3 separate regions of the Homo sapiens genome follow, and regions 2 and 3 are each linked to region 1. Evidence: read pairs that join two places in POLR2A ChIA-PET (ENCODE). Cell type or tissue: PC-9. All regions are shown on one strand. Region 1 overlaps FRMD5 (FERM domain containing 5). Region 2 overlaps EIF3J (eukaryotic translation initiation factor 3 subunit J). Region 3 overlaps GOLM2 (golgi membrane protein 2).

Evidence for each region. ChIA-PET counts read pairs that join two places held together with the same protein. Peaks named below come from ENCODE experiments on the same cell type or tissue, not always from the same donor. Only the 100,000 strongest peaks of a DNase experiment are listed, where the experiment ranks them.
Region 2: POLR2A ChIA-PET joins it to region 1 with 11 read pairs; 2 of 35 experiments call an interaction of 5 or more read pairs at or near these places.
Region 3: POLR2A ChIA-PET joins it to region 1 with 6 read pairs; 1 of 35 experiments calls an interaction of 5 or more read pairs at or near these places.

The regions. Positions count from the first base shown.
Region 1 is chr15:43,911,505-43,915,504 of GRCh38, reverse strand. All of the region lies in intron 4 of FRMD5 (FERM domain containing 5), which reads left to right. Among named protein-coding and RNA genes, the nearest start is that of WDR76, 87 kb to the right of the region's middle. In PC-9, no CTCF peak of the experiment used is centred here; a DNase peak (open chromatin) is centred at 1,984.
Region 2 is chr15:44,539,520-44,543,519 of GRCh38, reverse strand. All of the region lies in intron 2 of EIF3J (eukaryotic translation initiation factor 3 subunit J), which reads right to left. Among named protein-coding and RNA genes, the nearest start is that of EIF3J, 4.4 kb to the right of the region's middle. In PC-9, no CTCF peak of the experiment used is centred here; a DNase peak (open chromatin) is centred at 1,789; H3K27ac peaks cover 392 bases.
Region 3 is chr15:44,338,910-44,342,909 of GRCh38, reverse strand. The region is part of intron 6 of GOLM2 (golgi membrane protein 2); the gene reads right to left. Among named protein-coding and RNA genes, the nearest start is that of GOLM2, 52 kb to the right of the region's middle. In PC-9, no CTCF peak of the experiment used is centred here; a DNase peak (open chromatin) is centred at 2,319; H3K27ac peaks cover 421 bases.

The DNA of each region.
Region 1 (4,000 bases):
TCCAAGGAAGCAAAATGTCTGACACACAACAGGTGCTCCAAAAAACGTTAACAGGATGAATCAAGACATACATGAACGAACGGAGTCACCAGGCCACTGTGCCTTCAGTGAACATCGCTTGAGCCTAGCTTAGGCTAAGATGGATTGGCAAACTTTTTCTGTAAAGGGCCAAATAGTAAGTATTTTTGGCTTGTCGGGCCATATGGTCTCTGTCGCAACTACTCAATTCTGTCATTGTAGTGTGAAAGCAGCCATAGACGATACATAAATGAATGAGCAAGGCTGTGTTCCAGTAAAATTTTATTCCATTGGAAACTATGGCAGTGGGCTGTAGTTTGCCAACCCCTGGGCTAAGAAATCAGAGAGCTGGCTTCAAATCCCAGGTTGTTCTTTAACTAGCTCTGTGACAAGGCAAGAACAGTATCTCTAAGCACTCAGTCTCTTCATCCATTAAACAAGGATTAAAATGGTAGTCACAGGCTGGGCGCAGTGGCTCACGCCTGTAATCCCAGCACTTTGGGAGGCTGAGGTGGGCGGATCACCTGAGATCAGGAGTTTGAGACCAGCCTGGCCAAAATGGTGAAACCCTGTCTCTACTAAAACTACAAAAAATTGGCCAGGCGTGGTGGCACGTGCCTGTAATCCCTGCTACTCAGGAAGCTGAGGCAGGAGAATCACTTGAACCCGGGAGGTGGAGGTTGTGGTGAGCCGAGATTGCACTACTGCATTCCAGCCTGGCAACAGAGCAAGACTCCATCTCAAAAAAAAAAAAAAAAAAAAAGGTAGTCACCTCATAGAGTTGCTGGGAGGACTGAATGAAACAGGGCACACAGCATGCACTCAGTAAATGTGAGTCTTTATTGTTATTTTGTTTTGTTATTATTTTGCCATCTCCCCCATTGGAATGTAAGCTCCATTAACAGGACTCCAGGTTGTTCCCTACTGCATTCCCAGCACCTGTGACAGTGCCTGGCACATATAGTAAGTGTCAGAACTGGATGGATGGATGATGGATGGATGATGGATAGATGGATAAGCTAGGCACAGGATGTTTAGGCTCTGTAGAAGAATATTAAAAGTAAATAAAACATAGTCTCTGACTTCAAGGAGCTTACAGTCTAATATTGGGGAGGAAGACGTACTAAACATAATTATAGTCAGGAAAAAGGAAATAGTAAATAGGGGAAGCCAGTGGCAAAGAATCTATTTGAAGGGAAGGTAAGGCCAAAGGATCTTCTGGAAAAAACTCTCCAGGAGCCTCCAGTGCTTTCCAGAGTTCACAGCCTTAAACTCTGGAAATGCCTGTGGACTCATTTCTACCCTCTGATATCAGAAAGCATTATGCCAAAGCCAATACCCTGGAGAGATGTTCGTGTTACACAAAAGCTCAGGTTTTCCCTGGCATCTTGCAGGCTCTTGCTAATTCTGTCCTGATTCACACTCCAATCAATTTAGGACAACACTAGCATTCAAACAAAAATGGAGGTGAGGTAAAGCCCCTCTGAGGCCAGAAAGAGATCAGCAGAGTTTAAAAAACAAAAAACCAGTTTCCTCAGAAGCAAGCGTGTTCTCCTAAATCCGGTCTAGAGCTCATTTCTCCTTTAGTCTCAGTGAGAATATCTCTCTGATAACAAAGGGTCCTCCTGACTTGGATTAGGACTAACCTGATAACTAAGTGAATTACCATGGGCCGAGTCAGAAGGCCTGGATTCTGATTGCTGTGTTACCTCAGATAAGTCACTCTCCATCTCTGGACTTCTATTTCCTTGGCTATGAAATGTTCTGAGGTTCAGAGATTCAGGAGGGCTGCACTAGGCAGCCCCAGCAGGCTGATCCCTTGCCTGGCAACACACAGTGGCCCTGGAGATAGTGCCTCAGGCAACAAGATAGTCTTCCTTAGGCCCTTGTGTGGCAGGGGAGAACATGCCAGGGTCTCTTGTGAATAGGTCTAAGGATGCTATGAGTCATGTGGAATATATTTCCACCAACAACATTGAGTCACTGGTTATCTTCTTAAATGAACCAAACACAAAGCTCGATGGAAGCCACTGTGGCAGAAAGGGAGGGGGAGCCCTGGTGCAGCTCATTCTCTCTCTTGAAGCTGTCAGTTGATTCTTTCATGAGCTCATCTCCTCTTGCCCTCAACTATGGTTTGTTTCTTTAGGATACTGGTGTATCCTTTTCCCTCTTCCCATCTAGTTTTATGACATTGCCTGAGAATGCCCTGTGGCCTTGCCTTTAACCTCCCTGCAGCTGTTTTATCACCAGAAATCAAAAGGAACCCTGCCCAGCAGTGGAAAGCCTTGTTTCTATTCCAGTTCACCTGAGGCCATTACCTGCCATCAATAATGATGCCTTGGAAAGACAGTGGTTCTCAGTGTGAGCAGGATCATGTTCCCTTGGGTGGGAGGAGAAGGGGAGCAAATCAGAAACTTTAAAGGGGCCTTTTCTTTTCTTTTTTTTTTTTTTTTGAGATGGAGTTTTGCTCTCGTCAGCCAGGCTGAAGTGCAGTGGCACGATCTTGGCGCACTGCCACCTCTGCCTCCTGGGTTCAAGCAATTCTCCTGCCTCAGCCTCTCCCAAGTAATTGGGATTACACGCCGACACCACCATGCCTGGCTAATTTTTTTTTTTTTTTTTTGTATTTTTAGTAGAGATGGGGTTTCACCATGTTGGCCATGGTGGTCTCGAACTCTTGACCTCAGGTGATCCACCCACCTCGACCTCCCAAAGTGCTGGGATTACAGGCGTGAGCCACCGCGCCCGGCCCAAAGGGGCCATTTCAAACCACAGGAGCACCCCCAACACATACAGATTCTGACGGGCTCCCCCTGGAAGATGTTCCCCTCTCTGCCACATTGAGAATCACTGCCCAGAGCCATGTTATCCCTTTGTAATATCTCCTTTAGTCCAATATGTACAGTCCCTGAATTTTGGACACAGACAAGCAGAGAAACATGGAAGACGTGATGCGTGAATCCAGGCCCAGGGAGTGATCAGTGAGTAAGGGGCAAAAGGTTTGCATCCACATCCTGCTGAAGCCTGTGGAAGGTGGGAGTTGGAACAGTGAGAGGCAGAGAAGTGCTCACTCACTCTCTCCCACACACCGTGTGGCATTTCGCTGTGGGAAGCAGAGTGAAGACGAGCTTGATTTGGTAGATCCATCTTAATTATTCACTCTACATGATGTCTTTTTTCCTTTCGTTTTTCTTGGCAAACATTTGGGCAGAGTAGGGTTGGTGGGAGTGAGGGGATGGGTTCTTATTAACTTCCAGGCTAAGACTCACCTTCCCTTTGGTCTGAGGAAGGCAGTCCATCCTGCTGTGGTTAGAAGATGGCTTTTGAATTTTCTTAGGACAGCTTCTTAAATTTTAATCTATACACAAATCACCTGGGGATCTTGTTAAAAGGTGTAGGTGGAAGTGTAGGATGGGCCTATATTCTTTATCTCCAATAAGCTCTCAAGTGATGCTGATACCCCTGATATGTGGGCTACACTTTGAGTAGCAAGCGCTGAGGAGAGAAGATGGCTTGGTTGCTCCCTCATTTCTGTTTGTTAATTGCTTGAATCTTCAAGCCCAAGCCTCTCAGAGTTACCTGCTAGGACCCCTTCCTACCACCTCCTAGAAGTTGCACTGTCAACAGCCCTCTTCCTGTTGAGCATTTTTACATGATCAAGTGGACAAGGAATCCTCTGTTTCATTCTTCAGCCCGAAAACAGAAACAATGGAAACCTCCAACTGTCCAGGGAGGGGTCAATTTCTTTTTGGTTCAGACTGTTCGAATTTAAAGGAATTTTACTACATTTTCATTACTCCCCTAGGGATGCTGGACCATAAAAGTTAAAATAACAAGCGTTTAATTGTCTCAGAGTGTCTATGGGTCAGGAATTCAAGAGCAGCTTAGCTGGGTGGTTCTGGCTCAGGGTCAATCACGAGGTTGCAGTCAGGAGGTTGGCTGGGGCTGCAGTGATCCACAGGCTTGACTGGAGGTGGGGACT
Region 2 (4,000 bases), 630 kb before region 1:
ATCGCTTGAACCCAGGAGGCGGAGGTTGCAGTAAGCCGAGACTGCGCCACTGCCCTCCAGCCTGGAGACAGCGAAACTCCATCTCAAAAAAAAAAAAAAAAAGTGGTTCCTATCAACATGTACCAAGAAGAGCCATGACATCTGCTCCTCAATTCATAAAAGGACCATCCAAACCTTGACTGTCACTCTCTCCCCAAAGTGCTTACAAGTCTGCCCTGAAGTTACTACCAAACTAGCACTAAGCCCCTAAAGAAAGGAGCATAGTAAGTGTCAGCAAAAAGAGACTGGTCACACTTCCAAACAGATGTAATTATAAAAGCAAAAGGCCAGGTAGCTTTCCCCAGGAAGTTAGAGTTTTTGTTTCCATAGTTATAAAATTAAGTGTCTGAAAAGTAGATTTAAGGTAGAATGTTCACCACGCTGCTTCAAAAAATATGCCCAATTTTTTGTAAACATTAGAAGTTTGTAAATTCCAGCAGCAAATTCAGATAAAATGTAAAAAGGCTTCCTAGAGAAACAGCTAAAATTAACACTTAAAATAGGGAGCAAGTCTACAACTCACTTCAAAGAGCCCTAAATGGTTATTTGGTTCAAGAGACTACCTATGAACATCCAATTAAATCCTTTACCCAATTATTTTTGGTAGCCAATTAATCTTTCAACTATAATATCCAATTTATCTTCAAAAGAATCACCCAGGCTGCTCTCCTAAAATGGCTAGCTTCTTAGAATAGGGCCTGTTTATAAACTACTTGCTTATCTATACTCTTGCCCTGCAGATACACACCCATCATTTAAGCTATTTCTATGAAAGAGATGGCTGCTTTTTAACTTTAAAACTTGCTTCCCTAATTGAACACAACTAAGTATCAGAAGCAAAGCAGAAAACTTTATATCTTGCTTTCTTTTTATTTCTAACAATGTGGCCAGTAGTTAGCTGGTTCTGTCTTCATAATATAAAACTACATTATGTCACATGCAATGAGAACACATTTAGGGCTGAAAATGCTTTCCAACTTAAGCAAGATGTATTTATAGATTGTCAAATAGAAGTAGCTTCAAACGAGCAATAAAACTCTTTTGCCCTATAGCAACAGCCTAGGAACTAACATATACTCCTTCTCCTTTTTTCTTTAAATAATTTGGTTTAGGTAAAACATAATCTCTTGCTGGGAAAGAAAAAAAAAGCCTTTAATTTGTGTTCTGTAAGCTGTGCAGTTCTGAGAGAACTCAGAACTGTGCAACGAGATCTTGGCAAGGGTAGACTTCCCAGCAAAGTTCAGTTTTTTAAAAGCCAAAATGTTCTTCCACCATCTCAGAACTATGCTGGGTGCCTAGAAGCCAAGGTGCCTGCCTTAGTAAATTCTACTTCATTTAATTCAATTCATTAAGCTTTTAACATACTACAATGGATCAGCACTCAGCTGAGTTCCATCTCAATGCCTACCTGTCTCATATTCAGGACAGTTATCAATCTACTTTAAATTTCTGGCTCAGCGATATCAAGACACTGAACACTAAACAAGTGGTTTATTTACAATGATCCATCATGACAAGAAAATATTTTTCAATAACAAACATGCTTCCTAATTCAAAACTTGCTAGTTTATAAAAGTGGCAGGGTATGAAATGATATGATTGAGATTTTCTTGAAAATAATCTGGTTGGAGGAGGAAAGTGGGGATACAGAGGAGACAAGACTGGTCACTGGTTTATTAAATGTTTCTCTCTACTGCATGTTTGGAATTTTTCTTAAGTTACACATACACACACTCTCTTCAAAATACCCATTTTCTGGCAAAATGCCCACCTTCTGGGTATTTCCTAGTAATTTCACATTCTGTAAAATACAGATCCTGTTCTTTAGAAGTTGTTTCCAACCCCTGAAAATTGTCCCTATCTGGTAGATTCAAACTATTTATTGGAATAGGATCCTAACAGAGAGTGAATGAGTAGGACGAGAGAGGCTCAACTAAATCTGTTCTTCAGGATCGCTCTCTCTTTAAATGTGTTGGGGTCTTGCTATGTTGCCCAGGCTGGCTTCAAACTCCTAGGCTCACGCAATCCTCTTGCCTCAGCCTCTTCAGGATCTTTTAAAAGAAATGCTATATGGTTACAGAGGCAAATGCGTGAGATGGCTGAACACAGCTATAAGTTTCTGCAAACTCTGTACCCTTTGAATAAATCTAGCTTCTAAACTGTTCTACTGAAATGCTAGGAGACTAGTAAAATGGAGCAAAAGTTATGTTGTCCTTGTGTCCAGTAGGTACTCACTGCCTTCTCAGTCAACACATCCTACATATCATACCAGCAATGAGGAAGGAGTCATATATGCCAAGTGAACAATTCTTCCCACTACCTCTGCACAACTATCAGGATAGTAAAAAAGGTAAATAAAGCCAGGGTGATGGGAAACTATGCTCCCGAGTTCTCATCTTTTTAACTGGGGAAAAGCATAGTCTTTTCTTGCCATATATATTAACGGTTGTACAGTTTCACCTAAGTCCACTTCTGCCACTGCCAGACAGCTATTTGAAAAGTCAAGGACAGCAAAATACTAAGTCTACTAAATGAGAGTAAAGTGCTGGAGCAAATTATAATAACAAAAACATCAGTTTTCCTTTCATTTCCCAGGACATTACAAATGACATTAAACCTGTATTTTTAAAGGTTAAGTACTAGATGCTGACATGAACAGAAGACCTCACGGAAACTAAGCCTTGTCTGCAACTCCTCATAAAAAGTACAAAAACATAAGAATTCAGAAATTTGGTGATATGGCTGAGTCTGCTGGCTCACGCCCATAATCCCAGCATTTTAGGAGGCTGAGGAGGATAGATCACTTGACTCCAAGAGTTCGAGACCAGCCTGGGCAACTTGGCGAAACTCTATCTCTACCAAAAACACAAAAATTAGCCAGTCTCACAAATCTGTCTCAAAATAAATAGGCCAGGTGCAGTGGCTCACACCTGTAATCTCAGCACTCTGGGAGGCCAAGGCGGGAAGATCGCTTTAACCTCAGGAGTTTGAGACCAGCCTGGGCAACTTGGCGAAACTCCACCTCTACCAAAAACACAAAAATTAGCCAGTCTCACAAATCCGTCTCAAAATAAATAGGTCAGGTGCAGTGGCTCACATCTGTAATCCCAGCACTCTGGGAGGCCGAGGCGGGAAGATCACTTTGACCTCAGGAGTTTGAGACCAGCCTAGGTAACATGGCGAAACCCTGTATCTACAAAAAAAAAAAAAAAATATATATATATATATATATATATATATATATAGCCAGGCGCGGTGGCTCACGTCTGTAATCCCAGCACTTTGGGAGGCCGAGGCGGGTGGATCACGAAGTCAGGAGTTCAAGACCGGCCTGGCCAAGATGGTGAAACCCCGTCTCTACTAAAAATACAAAAATTAGCTGGGTGTGGTGGTGGGCGCTTGTAATCCCAGCTACTCGGGAGGCTGAGGCAGAGAACTGCTTGAACCTGGGAGGCGGAGGTTGCAGTGAGCCAAGATCGTGCCACGGCACTCCAGCCTGGGTGACAGAGCAAGACTCTATCTCAAAAAAAAAAAAAAGAAAAAAATATGTAAATTAGCTGGGCACGGCGGTGCACACCTGTAATCCCAGCTACTAGAAAGGCTGAGGCTGGAGAATCACTTGAATCCGGGAGGCGGAGGTTGCAGAGATCGTGCCACTGCACTCCAGCCTGGGAAACGGGGTGAGACCTTCTCTCAAAAAATTAGATGAATAGATAGATTGCTTTAAGTTAAAAAAAAAAAAAAAAAAGAAAAAGAAATTTAGCACTAAAACAGCAACTGGGGCCGGGTGTGGTGGCTCACGCCTGTAATCCCAGCACTTTGGGAGGCCAAGGCGGGCAGATCACAAGGTCAGGAGATTGAGACCATCCTGGCTAACACGGTGAAACCCCGTCTCTACTAAAAATAGAAAAAATTAGCCGGGCGTGGTGGTGGGCACCTGTAGTCCTCGGGAGGCTGAGGC
Region 3 (4,000 bases), 430 kb before region 1:
TTGTTAAAAGATAAGAGCCAAAGGTTTGAATCTAGGCAATTTGACTCCAGAGACCATTGTCTCACCATTAAAGATAGCCTGATAATTCAACCATACACATTTACTGGGACCCTGCTATATGCAAGGCAGCATGTAGGGAGCTCCAGATACAAAGATATGAAATGGCTTTCCTTCGTGTTTGCATCCGAATGATCACAGAGCTCAAAGTTTCCTTCTACCAGTTACCATTTCAAAATAATCTTTACACTCAAAATACTTCCTCAAATAATTAAGGATAATTGCTATGAAAAATGATTATCAAAGCAAAGCACCAATAGTTTAAAGAGCTTCAAATATTAATCCAGGCCAGGCATGGTGGCTCACACCTGTAGTTGCAGTGCTTTGGGAGGCTAAGGTGGGAGGACTGCTTGAGCCTAGGAGTTTGAGACCAGCCTGGATAACATAACGACACCCTGTCTCTACAAACAACAACAATAAAATTAGCTGGATGTGGTGGCACATGCCTGTAGTCCCAGCTACTCGGGAGCCGATGTGGGAGTACCACTTGAGCCCAGGAGGTCAAGGCTGCAGTGAGCCATGATCATGCCACTGCACTCCAGCCTAGGTGACAGAGCAAGACCCTGTCCCAAAAAATATAAATAAATAAAAATAAAAGTAAAAAAAAAAACAATCCAGAGGAAGGCCTTTAATATGCCATGACAATGTAGAAAATGTCTGCATATGGTGACATTTTTTACATTAACGATCAATTTACACAAAATGTTAATACACGTGGTGTTTTTCCCAGTTCCAAATTATAGTGCTGCAACCATGTAAGTTGCATATGGCAAGTTCACATTGTAAAAATCAGATATGAATTTGTTGGCATCTCATCAAAAGTAGCGCTATTCATTCTTATAAAATCTAATAAAATTGGCCAGGCGCGGTGGCTCACGCCTGTAATCCCAGCACTTTGGGAGGCTGAGGCAGGTGGATCACGAGGTCAGGAGTTCAGGATCAGCCTGACCAAGATAGTGAAACCCCGTCTCTACTAAAAATACAAAAAAAATTAGCCGGGCGTGGTGGTGGGCGCTGTAATCCCAGCTACTCAGGAGGCTGAGGCAGAGAACTGCTTAAACCCGGGAGGCCGAGGATGCAGTGAGCCAAGATCGCACGACTGCACTCCAGGCTGGACGACAGAGTGAAACTCGGTCTCAAAAAAAAAAAAAAAAAAAAAAATCTAATAAAATTGTTGTGTACTTTTTAAAAATTATTATTAAGAAAGCAGAAGCGGCAAGATAAGATTTCTATCCTGCTGGAGTGGTTCATATATGAAAGACATTTGAAAACCACTGTCTGATAGGACAATATACCTAATAATGGTCAAGACAAGATCTCTAAGATCTCTTGTATTCCCATTTCATTTTACCCTAAACACTGGAATTTCCTGGTGGCTGGGTAATAAATTATGACCAATGAGAAAATAAATGGAGACATTACACATTTAGAGTAATAATGATAAAATTTTAACTTGAAAAGTATGTGGAAATATGCCAGGCGTGGTGGCTCACGCCTGTAATCCCAGCACTTTGGGAGGCTGAGGCAGGCGGATCACAAGGTTGGGAGATCGAGACCATCCTGGCTAACATGGTGAAACCCCGTCTCTGCTAGAAATACAAAAAATTAGCTGGACGTGGTGGTGGGCATCTGTAGTCCCAGCTACTCGGGAGGCTGAGGCAGGAGAATGGCATGAACCTGGGAGGCAAAGCTTGCAGTGAGCCAAGATCGCATCACTGCACTCCAGCCTGGGCTACAGAGTGAGACTCTGTCTCAAAAAAAAAAAAAAAAAAAGAGAAAAGTATGTGGAAATAAATAATAGAGGTCAAAAATTATATATATTTAAACACAAATAATACATTTTTCAGGTATATTACATGAAAAATTAATGTATGCAGGTAGCCAACTGTTGCTCATATCTGAATAGAGTGCTTCTATGTATCAGAAACCAGCAGTATGTCCTTGACAAAACTTTGGGTATAGTTTTTAAAATACACAACCGCAATGTAAAATAGATTAATCAACCTAAAACTCAACTGTGCCTAGGACTAGAGTAAGTGCTACAAAAATTTGGAAGAATACAGAGTTCCTGCTCTGAACATTTCTTTAAATTAACATCTAAGTCAGTGGTTCTCAAATTTTAGCATAGATCAAAATCACTAGGAGAGCTTTTTAAAACAAATTGCTGGGCTCCATTCCAAAATTTCTGATTAAGTAGGTCTGGAATGAGACCTAAGAATTTGCATGTCTAACAGGTTCCTGGGTAATGCTGACACTGCTGATCCAAAGACCACACTTTAAAAATCACCGAATTACAGCTAGGCACCACAGCTCCCGCCTATAATCCCAGTGCTTTGAGAGGCTGAGGCGGGACTATCGCTTGAAGACTGGAGTTAAAGAGTAGCCTGGGCAACAGTGAGGCACCGTCTCTACAGAAATAAAAATATTAGCCAGGTGTGGTGGTGTGTGCCTGTAGTCCTAGAAGGCTGAGGTGGGAGGATGGCTTGAGCCTAGGAGTTTGAGGCCACCATCAACTATGATCACTGCACTCTAGCCTGGGCAACAGAATGAGACCCTGTCTCTGAAAAAAATATATGTAATTTTTGGCTCTCTCTCTCTATATTTTTTGGCTGGGTGCAGTGACCCATGTTTGTAATCCTAGCACTTTGGGAGGATCACGTAAGCCCAGGAGTTTGAGATCAGCCTGGGCAACATGGTGAGACCTTGTCTCTACAAAAAAATAAAGAAAATAGGCTGGGCATGGTAGCTGATGCTTGTAATCCCTGCATTTTGGGAGGCCAAGGCAGGCAGATTGCTTAAGGCTAGGAGTTCGAGACCAGCTTGGGCAACACGGTGAAAACTTATCTCTACAAAAAAACTATAAAAATTAGTCAGGTGTGGTGGCACATGCCTGTAGTTCCTGCTACTCAGGAGGCTGAGGTGGGAAGATCGCTTATGCCCGGGAGATCGAGGCTGCAGTGAGCTGTGATCATGCCACTGCACTCTGGCCTGGGTGACAGAGCGAGATCCCATATCACAAAAATAAAAAAATAAAGAAAATAAAAAATAAAATTAGCTGGGCATGATGGCACACACCTGTAGTCTCAGTTATTCAGGAAGCTGAGGTGGATGGATAGCTTGCGCCCAGGAGATCAAAACTGCAGTGAGCCATGACTGCACCACTGCACTCCAGCATGGGTGACAGAGTGAGACCCTGTCTCAAAATTTTAAAAAGAGGCCGGGCTTGGTGGCTCATGCTTGTAATCCCAGCACTTTGGGAAGCCAAGGTGGGAGAATCACTTGAGGTTAGGAGTTCGAGACCAGCTGGCCAACATGGTGAAACCTCGTCTCTACTGAAAATACAAAAATTAGCTGAGCTTGGTGGCACACACCTGTAATCCCAGCTACTCAGGAGGATGAGGCAGGAGAAATGCTTGAACCTGGGAAGCTGAGGTTGCAGTGAAACAAGATCACGCCACCGCACTCCAGCCTGGGCAACAGAGAGAGACTGTATCTCAAAATTAATTAATTAATTAATTTTAAAAAATCACTGGATTACTTCATTGTCTTACAAACAAAGCTTGCTAATTCTGATTCTTTATTTTCAAATTCATGTTATTGCTTTTGTCCTTACCTTTATTTTAGGGGAAATCACTATGAATTGGAAACCCATAAGAATTTGAGAAGACAATAAAACTATATAAATGAAAGGACAAATATTTCATTTATTTGATCTAAACATTCAGCAATTTCAGTCATGTACAACTAGCTATAATCACAGAAGTAATTACTGAGACTGAGAAGAAATAAAATCAGCCAAAAGCAGTAGAGGCATGCTGTTAATTTCTTATTTTTCTACCCTAATAAATTGGAGTCAGCAGGGAGGAGTACCATTAATAGCCAAGAAACATAGATATGGCAAGAAAAACAAAGAAGAGACATGAAGGAAAAAAATGAAGGGGAT